2 separate regions of the Homo sapiens genome follow, and region 2 is linked to region 1. The links are chromatin contacts, found by Hi-C or POLR2A ChIA-PET in ENCODE. All regions are on one chromosome and are shown on one strand. The core of a region is the stretch at or near the end of the contact, and the rest is flanking DNA. Distances in the headings are between cores, read along the strand shown. Region 1 has its middle 78 kb from the start of GASK1B-AS1. Region 2 holds the start of RXFP1 (relaxin family peptide receptor 1).

Region 1 (6,480 bases), core at 337-2,836:
TGTGTGCTGGTAGCACCCTCCAATCCCATTCTGCTGGAGGAGAGGTTAAGAAACAGCCCAGAACCAACCCAAATGTCCATCAATGATAGACTGGATTAAGAAAATGTGGCACATATACACCATGGAATTCTATGTAGCCATAAAAAAGGATGAGTTCATGTCCTTTGTAGGGACATGGATGAAGCTGGAAACCATCATTATTAGAAAACTATCGCAAGGACAAAAAACCAAACACTGCATGTTCTCACTCATAGGTGGGAATTGAACAATGAGAACACTTGGACACAGGAAGGGGAACATCACACACTGGGGCCTGTCATGGGGTGGGGGAAGTGGGGAGGGATAGCATTAGGAAATATATCTAATGTAAACGACGAGTTAATGGGTGCAGCACACCAACATGGCACATGTATACATATGTAACAAACCTGCATGTTCTGCACATGTACCCTAGAACTCAATGTATAATTAAAAAAAAAAAAAAAGAAAAAGAAACAGCCCAAGGTCAGCTTTCAGAGCATTTTAGTTAGCTGTGAAAACTAGCATCTTTCCTTGCCTGGGAGACCAGTGATAGAAGCGACCTCCTGGAACTCTTAAATCTCTGTCAGGATATTTGCCTGCCTGAACTTGATAGGAGGGAATAAAAATTGTGCTTCCTTTCAGGCTAATTGACATGTTCACTGGGTCCCCATGTATGCTTTTCTGTAATCCACCTCCAAGCACAGAGATTGAATCTGAAACCTGGAAATCAACTTGGATATTCGTAACGAAGTTGACATAAGCAATGTCAGATAGGCAGAAGTAAGCACTACTAAGCACCGAAATCAAATCACTGTTCAATCACCTGCAATAGTTGGTCAGGAAGCATTTATTTACTATTTTTACAGACCATTACATTTCCAAATGCTTCCACAGAATTCATTCCAATTAGAGCAAATTATTCACTTGGTAGATGTTAGCTTTGATCCTGAATAACCTTTACATTATGTTCATTTTTTTCCTTTGCCAACGATTAGCCTACTCTATAAATCTAGGTGTTACTGGAAAGGGGTCCTGATCCAGACCCCAAGAAGAGGGTTCTTGGGTCTTGCACAATAAAGAATTCAGAGTAGGTCCACAGAGTAAGGTGAAAGCAAGTTTATTAAGAAAGTGAAGGAATAAAAGAATGGCTACTCCATAGACAGAACAGCGGCATGGGCTGCTGCTCTGTATACTTGTTGTTATTTCTTGATTATATATTAAACAAGGGGTGGATTATTCATGAGTTTTCTAAGAAAGGGGTGGGGAGCTCCCCCAACTGAGGGTTCCTCCCATGTTTCTAGATCATCTAGGGTAACATCCAGACATTGCCATGGTATTTGTAAACTGTCATGGGCTGGTGGGAGAGTCTTTTAGCCTGTTGATGCATTATAATTAGCATAGAATGAGCAGTGAGGATTACCACAGGTCACTTTCATTGCTCTCTTGGTTTTGGCCAGCTTCTTTGCTGCATTCTCTTTTATCAGTAGGGTCTTTGTGACCTGTATCTTGCTTTCTCATCCTGTGACTAAGAATGCCTCACCCCCTGGGAATGCAGCCCAGCAGGTCTCAGCCTCATTTTATCCAGCCCCTGTTCAACCTTGAGCCAGTCCAGTTCCAATGCCTCTGACACAGGTAGAAAGAAGAAACACCGAAACAAATTTGTACAAGTGCAGCATTTGTGTAGCATTTCTTTTGATGTGTGTTTTGTGCAGATGAAACAAACATTAAAATTTTCAGAGATTTCTTTTATAACAGTAAATGTGTCCTATTTGTTTCCAGCTCTTTGACATTGGACAAATTTTTATTGTTGCTTGATCATCAGGGTGAGTAATCTGCTTTTCTGATTGGAGCTTGGATTTAATCACACTTCAAAAAATTATTTCATCTCAATGAATAATAGGAAGAACTTCTGCAATATTTCATAAAGCTGGCATTAGTGTGATGACTTTAGCCTAATTACAAAGCTGTGTAATAAAATTTTACAATTCAAGGTGAGACTATCATGATAAAGGCTAATCATAATGAATGCTTGTGGGTGCTACTTGCTTTCTTCCTCTAAGTAATACACACCACTAAATTCAATGGAATTCAGGCAGAATCACTGGTTCCCACCCTTCTTGTTCATCATTCATTTTCTGTATTTTTCTTCATCTGTGGTTTGCTGTAGTTTTTTCAGCTAGTTCTGACCTTGGAGTGTTTTTTTTTTCTTTCTGGATAACAGTGTGGACAAGCATCTGCTTCTGCAGTTGCTAATGCCAAGGTTATTTGCCAAGAACAGAACACAGGTTTCTCAACATTTTGCAAGTAAATGACTCTTAAACAAATTCATGAGAATGAGAATATTTTGCAGTTAAAAAATAATAAAAAATATGTTCACCATTTGTGGAGATGAAAGATGTTCATAAATTATACATTTGCTTCTCGAACGGGCACAAAATCTCTACCTGTCTCACATCTCACTTTCCTTAACTCAGGTGTCTGCGTTTGATCTCGTGAAAGTTTCAGAATGGGCCTGGCGCGGTGGCTCATGCCTGCAATCCCAGCACTTTGGGAGGCCAAGGTGGGCGGATCACCTGAGGTCAGGAGTTGGAGACCAGCCTGACCAACATGGAGAAACCCCGTCTCTACTAAAAATACAAAATTAGCCGGGCGTGGTGACGCATGCCTGTAATCCCAGCTACTCGGGAGGCTGAGGCAGGATAATTGCTTGAACCCGGGAGGCGGAGGTTGCGGTGAGCCGAGGTCGTGCCATTGCACTCCAGTCCAGCCTGGACAACAAGAGTGAAACTCCGTCTCAAAAAAAAAAGTTTCAGAATGATGGCCAAAACAACATTTCTCATTTAGCATAGTAACACAGATCTTCGTGGGAGGTAAGCAGCAGCTTATTTTTTCATAGTTCTTAATTTTAATGCATCTTTTAAGTACATCGGCCTTCAGGGTTATCCGTATTTTGTACTGATGTGGGTACTATTGGGTGTGACATGTTTCAGGAAGATAGGTAAGGACTTGGCCCATATTTTCAGAAGAAAAAAAGTCAACATTATGGGCAGCCAATGCTTAAATCTCCACTTCCCATTTTTAAGAAGTGTCTATGGCCACCCCTCTTTCCCATACAGATTCTGAAAGATTGAAGGAGGTTGGCACAGGGGATAAGAAGTCCCAGCAGGCTATTTCTTTCATGATTTATTTTTTTACTTCCTGACATCTCTGATGCTTATTTTGACCTGATATCACCTGTGAAATGTTGTTAGGGGACACAGGTGTGCTCACTATTGTGCTTTGTGTCCTCCCTGCCCACGCATCTCCAGAGAGGGTTATGCAAACCAAATACAGTTATTTTATACTTTTCAATTCCAGTGAAGTCATGAGATGCTTTGTTAGAAATGCTTCTAGGAAAAAAATAAAATTAACCCAGATTAAATTTTAGTTATCATTGCCAACTTCTCATCTTTTGTAACTTCATTAGGAAATTTTATGAAAAGCTTCTTACCGACCTCTTTATAAACATTTTTTGCCTTTTCCACAAAATGTTGTCTTAAAATTTATATAGAATAAAAATCTTAACTGGCTTTAACATGGTGATTATGAATGGATTTTGCATACTCTTAAAATGAGTTCTTCATAAACCAATTAACTAATTGTAGGTTAATTTGATAACCCAACTGGGTTATCAAAGAAGTTTCCCTTATGTGGACATAGTTTTTGTACTGAATGTATCTATATAAGCTACTTTAAATCATTTCTGAATTTCTTATTGTTAAGAAATAAGTGACATTTGGCTGGGTACAGTGGCTCACACTTATAATTCCAGCACTTTGGGAAGCCGATGCAGGCGGATCACTTGAGGTCAGGAGTTTGAGACCAGCCTGGCCAACATGGTGCAACCCTGTCTCTGTTAAAAATACAAAAAAATTAGCCGAGTGTGATGGCAGGCACCTGTAATCCCAGCTACTTGAGAGGCTGAGGCAGAAGAGTCCCTCGAACCCAGGGGGCAGAGCTGAGATCTCGCCACTTCACTTCAGTCTGGATGACAGAGTGAGACTCTGACTCAAACAAACAAACAATCACACAAAAAGAAATAAATAAGTGACATTTCCCCCACCTAAAATCATGGCATCCTTTTTAGTTAGCCATGTGGATTCCATGATACTGAACTTGACATGAAAAATCTTGATAGTCAAAAAAATCATTGCAACTATTAAACAAATATCTATTTTTCCCAATTCCTGAATAAAATATTCAAACTATACCAGTTAATTTTAGTAAACTCACATTAGGACAAAATATCATAAGAAAAATTTTGAAGCATATCCAACATTTTGACAGATTAACACCAAACCATATCTTACACAAATGAATCAATTTTATTTGTTTGAATTCTACAGAACACGAGTTTCTACATTTAGGGATGCTTTGAAACAGAATTCTTTTCATTGAACTGGTTGAATCAATGTCATACAGTGAGTTCTGTGCATGTGCCCTGTGGGACTTAGACTTGGAAAAATCCTAATTTGGGAATAAGAGGTATGTGTGAAGGGGATGAGTGCTAGTTTCTAGCGACTGGAGGTTTCCATACACAGAGAAAATATTAACAGTAACTTAAGTTTTCCATTGTATCCATTTGGTGCAAAAGTAATTGTGGTCTTTGTCATTACTTTCAATGTCAAAGACTACAATGACTTTTGCAAGAACTTAATAATGTATTAGCCCTGAGTTTTCTTTCATAAAGTGTTGTTCTGTGATAAATACAATACAGTTGCATTTAAAAGTTTTTGGAAAGTGAAAAAAAAGGAAAAGAATCACTCATAATTGTACTCCTTTGATGTTAACCACTGTTAACATTTTATTGCATTTCCTTCCATTATTTTTCATTTTCCATTATTTTATGCTCTAAATAACTTCTTCAGCAGAGCTTTTTCAAGCAGGTATTAGCAAAGATCTATGGAGTACTCAATACACCAAATAGTTTACATGCATTACCCCCTTACGTTGGCACAAATGCACCCGTGAGGTGGGTACTATTTATAATTTCTCTTCTATAGACAAGAAAATTAGGAAAGGTTTAGAAAGGTTAATTAATTTGTCCAAAGTCATTCGACTAGTAAATTGCAATGCGTGGCCTTGAATCCAGGACCTAACTTCAGAGCTCTTAATTTGAATGTTATGTTATAATGTATCTCTGGAAAGCTTATATAGAGTGCAAATAAAATTATGTGGCTATTTCCAAGAAAAAAATGTTACCACTATTTTTGGTTAAAGATATGATTTGTGGGCTTCATGCTACTTTATGTAGATTGATTATATTATTCAAATGTATTGATCTAATTCTTATCAGAATTAATGTTTAGCAATATCCTTAAGGAATATTTGGCTTTGTAACTAAGTTAAAAAATGTTTAACTGGATTGCTTTACCTTTAGTTTGACTACATTTTATCTTCCCCTGGATAGTTCCTCAATCCTTCCTTTTCATTGACTGCGGATACCTCGCTTAAACAATGAATGTATTTAATGATGCAAAGATACTTGCATCCTTTGAATGTTTCCTCTTTGATCTTTAAAAAAACAGATTGAGGCAAAATCAGTTATGTTCTTTTTAAAAATTCATTTCTACAAGTATAAAGCTGCAATAGTGCTTAAGATTGATTGTATAGAAAATGGGAATTGGAGAAAGGATGAGTGAATTGCAGTGAAAAAGGTGTAACTTACAAAAAAGTCCATCTGAATTTTTATTGCCCAGTTACAAGGGCATAAATCATTATTTGATTAAGAATATGATTGTTCTATGTGTAGCTATCTTTTTTATATTCAGAGCTAGGCATTGGCAGCTGCCCAAGCAAACCCTTCAGTACTTATTTGCACAAATTGGAATGCTGAAAACTAGGAGAGTTGTCCAAAGAAAGCTAAATTTGAGATGGTTAAGCTGCTGCACACAGCCTAGAGGAGGTTTTTACTTTCACTTATAATTTTATTTATTATGTAGAGTAAAGAGCAATAACTGCAAACATTTGCCAAGTTGACATATTATAATGTACTTCTGGTTCCTCAAAGTGACAAGAACAGGGGAGAATTCCTCACATGGAGAAAAATATTGGAAGCCCTCTCCTTGAAGTTAGCTATAATTAGGGATGGAGAGTTTGAGCCAAGATGGCCGAATAGGAACAGCTCCGGTCTACAGCTCCCAGCGTGAGTGACGCAGAAGACGGGTGATTTCTGCATTTCCATCTGAGGTACCGGGTTCATCTCACTAGGGAGTGCCAGACAGTGGGCGCAGGCCAGTGGGTGCACGCACCGTGCGCGAGCCGAAGCAGGGCTAGGCATTGCCTCACTTGGGAAGCACAAGGGGTCAGGGAGTTCCCTTTCTGAGTCAAAGAAAGGGGTGACGGACGCACCTGGAAAATCGGGTCACTCCCACCCGAATATTGCGCTTTTCAGAACAGCTTAAAAAACGGCGCACCACG
Region 2 (6,294 bases), core at 1,220-3,719, 430 kb before region 1:
GATGACTAATAGTTGCTTACGTCTGTAACGGGCTTTATAGTTTTCAAAGCCCATTTATACACATTATGGCTACTGAGAATTATCATGGTCTAGGGGAGAGAGCACGGGCTCTGAAAGCATTCCAATCTTGGCATTTATTAGCTGGAGTCTTGTGACAAGGCACTGAATGTCCTACCTCGTGTGCTTAATTGTATCCACATAATAGAGTTGTTGTGAAGATTCAGGAAGTAATTTTTGTAATAAAGAATGGAACACAGGGTTTCTGAAAGGTAGACAGGGTAAAGGATTTGATTGCCATTTCACATGCTCAGAAGAGGTAAATCATTTGCTGAAAACCACAGAACCGGTACATGGTAGTGCAGCTAAGCGTCTTAGGTTAGGTGTCTTCCATGATATCACATCGCCTTTCCCGTTACAGGAAAGTGGATATAAAAACAAAACAAAACAAAGAAAACACACAAAGAAACAACAACCATGGGGCATTTACAGAGGTTTAAGAATTTGTCCTTATGTGTGGCTGTTGATTTCCATTGCTATGTGCCCAGGAAATTCTCACTTAGGTGGGGCCTGGGTGAGGGGCTAAACTCAAGGTGAGCCACGGCTGTGGGTGCTATTTCAGGGCGTCCCTGACAAGTGTTCCCCCACCCTAACATGCAGTTAATACCATGTAGCGAGGAATTGCCTTGCCAAACTTTGCTGCAAATGTTTATGCCCTCATTTCCTGGGGAAGGCGTGGAAGGATGAGAACTTGGAGCTCTCAACTTACACTACACTCCCAAATTTTCTTTTGAATCAAAAGAGAAGTTAAATTTAAAGAGACAGAGGGTTTTGGCATCATCATCACCACCATCATTATTATTTTCTGCTCATGAAAATAATTTATTAACAAAAGGGTACAGGTAAACATGGAATTTTTTTCCTAACCTGAAATGACTGGTAACACAGTGGCCAAAGTTGCTTCCCAACCTGCCCTAAACACCTTTTATATACCCTTAAATTCTTCATACTAGAAAGACTATTTTGGAAATATTCCTCTGGCTTATTTAATCTATTCATTTCATTGAAATGGAATAGGGATGGTAAAATATGGCATTAATTTTTGAAGCTGTTGGCCACAAATGTCAAAAGCTCTGGTAGTTTAAACATGCAATTATAATTAGAAACATTACATTTTTTATGGTGGTTTGCAATTTATTGTTTTCCCTTCAGTTAAAAAATAGGACTGTCAGTAATCAAGATTAGAGATGGAGAAGGCTAGGACTAGAATATTTCCCCAGGATTCTGAATAGTTTCTGTGGTTTTGATGCTGTCCTTTAACTTTAGATGCGATGGAGCAGAGGGAAGGAGGAAAGAAGGAGGAAAAGGAAGATATAATCACTTTGACATATTACAATTGGGAGAGTCAGGATTGAAAGTTACCCTGAGACATTCCTTAATAGAAGAGCTCAGAGTTAACAAAACTTATGCAAACTTTTAAGAGACACAGGACTATAAAAAGGCTTGTTAATTTCTAAATTAGTAAAAGCCCACATTCCCGGAATCATAAAGTATTAAAGATACCCAGAAAGTTTTGTTCTTGGTTTGGCTTTGACTTTTTCATCATTTATTACCTAAGAAACAAAAACACTTTATTTCTGTCTACATACTATAATTCAAATGGAGCTTAACACACAACAACTGTTTCCCTTGAATTTAAAAAAGATTTTCTGAAAAATAAACCATAGCACACACAGAGAAAACAAAATTTGTCATTATAGTAAAAATAACATGCCCATTTGGAGCTTCTTTTGTGCCTATGTTTTTCATTGCTTTGTGCTTTCCCTTGTTTTTCTTTCAAGGAACAGTGATAAACCTTGCTAAATAAAAAGAGTTTTATGAATGCATCTCCCTGCCCAGAAGCACACCTATGATAGCAAATGACAAAGAATAAGGGCGACAGAGCATTACAACTATACAGAAACTGGCACAAATGTGAGAACTTTCCTAGGAGTTTTCAATGAATATATTCCTTGAATACAGTTTAAGAATTACTACTCTTTAAATATTATAATGTTGCTTAAAATATCAATTATATGAATTGGTTATTATGAAGCCTAGGTTTACACGGCACATCAGTCTCGCTTCACTATTGACTATGATAAGATATTATGGTCTTTAATACAAATACCAGACATATACTAAGAAGAACAATTCTGAAGTGAGATTACAATTTTATCAGCAAGTGCATTTTATCTTAAAAGCATAAATATAAGGAGTAAACATTTGTGCTTGTGGTTATTCCACAAAATACTAAGGTATACAAAATTAGATACTGAGCATACTTACAATATTTTCCAAAAATTAAGATGTAGAAGAAGACAGAACCAGATGTCATTTCCTTCTATCTGAGCAACTGATTAATGAAAGTGAGCAAAATTTGGTCTTGGTTTCTGAATCGCATACAGCTCACAGTGGTTGTGTGCTATTTCTGTCTGCAATCTTAGCAGTTACAAAGCAGTCCTCCCTCCTTCCACTCCCATTTCCTTTCTCTGTCTCTTTCCATTCCTCTTTTTTTCTTTCCTCCTTTCTATTCTCAGGATCTCTCCTCCCCGCCCTCCTTCTCTAAATGTCCTAATCTCCTTCTTTACACACACGCACGCGTGCGCGTGCACACACACACACAAAGCTGAAAAGCAATAAAAAGTTTCAGAGAACACATAACGCTATCTACAAACGAGGGCGTATACGAAGTCTGAGAAATGTCTGAACTGATCAAAGACACACTACCAGAAAGAAATTGAGCTAGAGATATCTCATAAGCAAAAACATATTTTTTCCCCTAATGACACAGGAATAGGAAAAGAATGGAATTACACAGGGCAAAATGCCTTTGTGGAATTAACTGTGGGACAGCGATTAAAGTCTAACTACAGCAATCGTTTATAAACTGTTTGAGTTTGGGAATTCGAACAATAGGATATTGTTGAAAGAAGAATACAAAGGAATAAAACAACTTAAAATCCTTTTGAACTTGTGAATTTTGCTACAATGGAGACCATGACATGTCAGTGGATGTCCTGGAGCAAAGCTGGCCTGGGTTTGAATTGTAGGTCCCCTGTGACTTTAGAGTTATGCAGGTGCTGACTCTTGGCTGAGCCTTGCTTTTCTGGAGCAAAATATGTATGCAGCAAGGTAGCTGTGATGGCCAGCACAGGGCATAGTGAGGGGTGTAGGTCCTACTGCATTATAGGTGATTACTAAGTGTCAGTCATTCATATGATGATTTTTATTATTGGACCAGTGGGGGGAAAAGTATGAAAATGCAATGAACATTTCTGTAGACTGCATTTTCTTTTAACCAGACTGGGTCATTCTTATTTTTCAACTTGCTAATGAATTTCTGGAACAAGTGAGTAGTAGCCCTTTGACATGAGGAATTTATTTTTGAGGTTAATGCTCCCTACTCGTAGATATACACGTAGAATCTGCTTGAATTACATATCTGTATATCATTGACTTCAATATAATAAGCCTATTTCTAAATGAGGGCTAAAAGGTTATACTAACACTGCTTCCTCCCTCCATAAATATAATTAATTCCATGAAAGAAGAATTTTAATATAGAAATCTTCACAAACCCTTATTCATTTAGTAGTAGATTTAGTGAAGACACTGTTCTTTTGATGGACATGCTTATGGTTAACTGAATTTAGTCCCATAAAATGTTCACTATTTTTAATAATACTTGAAGTATTTTAAGATTATTATGTGAGTGGTTCATGGATTTTTTTAAATTTATTTAGAAATAGTAGTTTTTTGGAAGGATGCTGTGGAACGTGTCAAGGGCAGTTTCAGAAGGGGGACCCATAAGAAGCTTCTTAATAGTAAAATTGAAGGACTTGCTTTGGGAATTGTCAACAAAAAGTAAGCTGTTGATACAGAGGTCTTCAAAATCATTCTGATGTTATTTTGCAAACTTTGAAACTTTTGCCTGAGCGAATATCACAGATACATACAATTAGTGGGCGGGTAGCCAGGAAGTACTCGTTAACAATGTATTTTTAATCTCTCAAATTATCAGGGCAAAATTTCCAAATCACCTCTCATTTTATTAAGAATCTATTAGGTTTTACTAAAATAGATATTCATCTGAATGAATAATTTTCATGGTTTGTTTTCTCAGGGTGTCACTTCTGTCTTATTTTTGGCAAAGACAGTGAATCTGGCATATTAGTTTTATAGAAGTATTTTGGTGGCAAAACCCAAAAGTGAATATAGCACACCCTGGCCATACATTGAGGCAGGTACTGTTTCTACTATGGGCTGGAGAATTCCTTATTGTGAGAGGCTGTCCTTTACATTGTAGAACGTTTAGTGGCCTCCCTGGCCTCCACCCATTGGATGCCTGTAGCACTCTCCAGTTGCGACAATTAAAGGTGTCTCCAGCCGTTGGCAAATGTTCCTGAAGGACAAAATCGCTCCTGGTTGAGAACCACTGCATTGTAGCAAAAGACTCCCCTCAGTAATGTTTAGGTATTATTATTATTATTATTATTATTTTTACCAGATTACTGAAATAGAATTCTTATTAAGATTTGAATTAAAGTGTGTTTTCTCATTCTCTTGTTTTGCAGTTTGAAGACACATATTAAAGAGTTTTAAAAACAAACAGATGGTGTATGTTCTTAGCCTTCACTTCCTGCCTACATTGTTCAATTATAAACTTGCACTCTGGGCCCAATAGAATCTGTGATGTCAACGCCTCCACTTGGCTGAGCATGTCAGGGGTTTCTGCCCTCGACATAGGCTAATAGAGGCTGATACCCTTTCTTATCTTTGAATCTCTTCTTAAAACCTCGTTGAGGCTCTTTGAATAACAAAACCTTCTATTTGAAAATTACTTCTCGAACCAACCTAGTGAGTCAAACCAAACAAGCATTGTTAACCTGTTTGCACTATACACATCCACAGTAATCTTGCAGCTTTTTCATCCTACCATGACGGAAATAAACCACGACTTTCTTTTTTTCAGCATCATGTTTTAAAACTGGGTAATGACACTTGAGGGCTTCTGTCCACGTTTCTGAACCTATTCATAATCACCATTTTCAACAGTAGAAAAAGCCATTTTATTATGTGTTTTTTTTTATTGTAGACCTGAGAAAGTCCCAGTGCGAGAGGCTGGTAAAACCTCAATAAGAGCTTCATCATGTAGAGATATTCAGATAATAGTAAAACAACCATACGTTAAAAATATTAAGTGCAATCTAAGGGCTAAAATGCATGCTGCCAAATTGTTCATTCTATGCATCCATTTCTAGTTGACAGCTGTCAGTCAGGCAAGACCCTTGAGGAATTCATCACCTCTGTGTAACACCAAAAATACTAGCTGCTTGATTTAGCATTAATTAAACAATTCTGAAATGAAATGACTTTTAGGGAGTGATAGCTAGCAAAATGTGCAACTGGAGCAGACAGTTAGTAGGCACAGGTATTTCAGAAAATATTTTATATAAAATCTAAACAATTTCACCCTAGATGAAAACTGACCAGAAGCTATTGTCATTTTAGCAGAAAATCAACCATTACATTGTAAGCCAAGTGCCATGTGGATTTTTGTGTTGCCCCTTATCTATCCATCTCTCTATCATCTTACACGGTAAGTGCAAACTCTGGGCAGAGCTTAATATTAACTTTATCTTACTTAGTTCCCTTAATTGAACATATTCAAGCTTTAGGTTCATTCTATCTAGACTATCTATCAAGACTGATGGGATAAAATAAGTGATATAGTCTGTTGACTGGGTTAGTGGGTGGGATCTGGAAATTAACCTTGCTGTTTCATGTCTGGTAACATGTCTGCTCCCTAAGCAGCCATCTTCCCTCACAACCTTAAGGCGCATGCTCAGTCACTGTGGTTAAGCCTCAGCTGCTTCAGATTTCTTGACTGCACTTCAGCCACTCTGCTATGATTGGAGCCTTGTCTCTAAGCCCACTCACTTGCCTATCATCTAGCCTGCTTTTCACCCCATGGGATCACCCCATTGGAGATCTGGTGCTCTTTGCCCTATCCTGATAATCTCAATGTTCTCTCCTTTGGGCACTATCTCCTGCTGATGCTTCTTCGTGCTTCATTTGAGACTACCTGATTTATACGGGGGCATTTCCTACATGCTGGAAGACAGAATAAATTAGAAAAGTAAAAGTGGCTTGTTCCAGGAATACCAGTAGAACATTGGGAGTTCTGGTCCCACTTTTGCTCCTAATTAGACATGTAAACTCTGATAAGTCACTTAAAAGCTTTAGTCTTGTTAC

Evidence for each region. Hi-C counts contacts between places; a loop is a spot of excess contacts on that map. ChIA-PET counts read pairs that join two places held with the same protein, here RNA polymerase II (POLR2A).
Region 2: a loop to region 1 is called in a map of PC-3, with 5 times the contacts of the local background. The contact joins the promoter of RXFP1 here to the enhancer-like site in region 1. A Hi-C loop is called at or near these places in 1 of 168 maps with a recorded cell type or tissue (PC-3). POLR2A ChIA-PET finds 5 or more read pairs at or near these places in 1 of 52 experiments (MCF 10A).

What each region holds. Positions count from the first base shown.
Region 1 is chr4:158,089,942-158,096,421 of GRCh38, reverse strand. No RefSeq gene overlaps it. Among named protein-coding and RNA genes, the nearest start is that of GASK1B-AS1, 78 kb to the left of the region's middle. RefSeq lists an enhancer at 1,097-2,296. Within about 2 kb of position 1,586, at least 8 of the 41 ENCODE cell types and tissues checked have a DNase peak (open chromatin) inside an H3K27ac peak, as active enhancers do; they include PC-3, where a contact is called at or near this core.
Region 2 is chr4:158,518,057-158,524,350 of GRCh38, reverse strand. It overlaps RXFP1 (relaxin family peptide receptor 1), which reads right to left and starts at 2,469. Exons shown (of 18, transcript NM_021634.4): 1 at 2,326-2,469. The coding sequence starts at 2,374. The region is part of intron 3 of RXFP1-AS1 (RXFP1 antisense RNA 1); the gene reads left to right.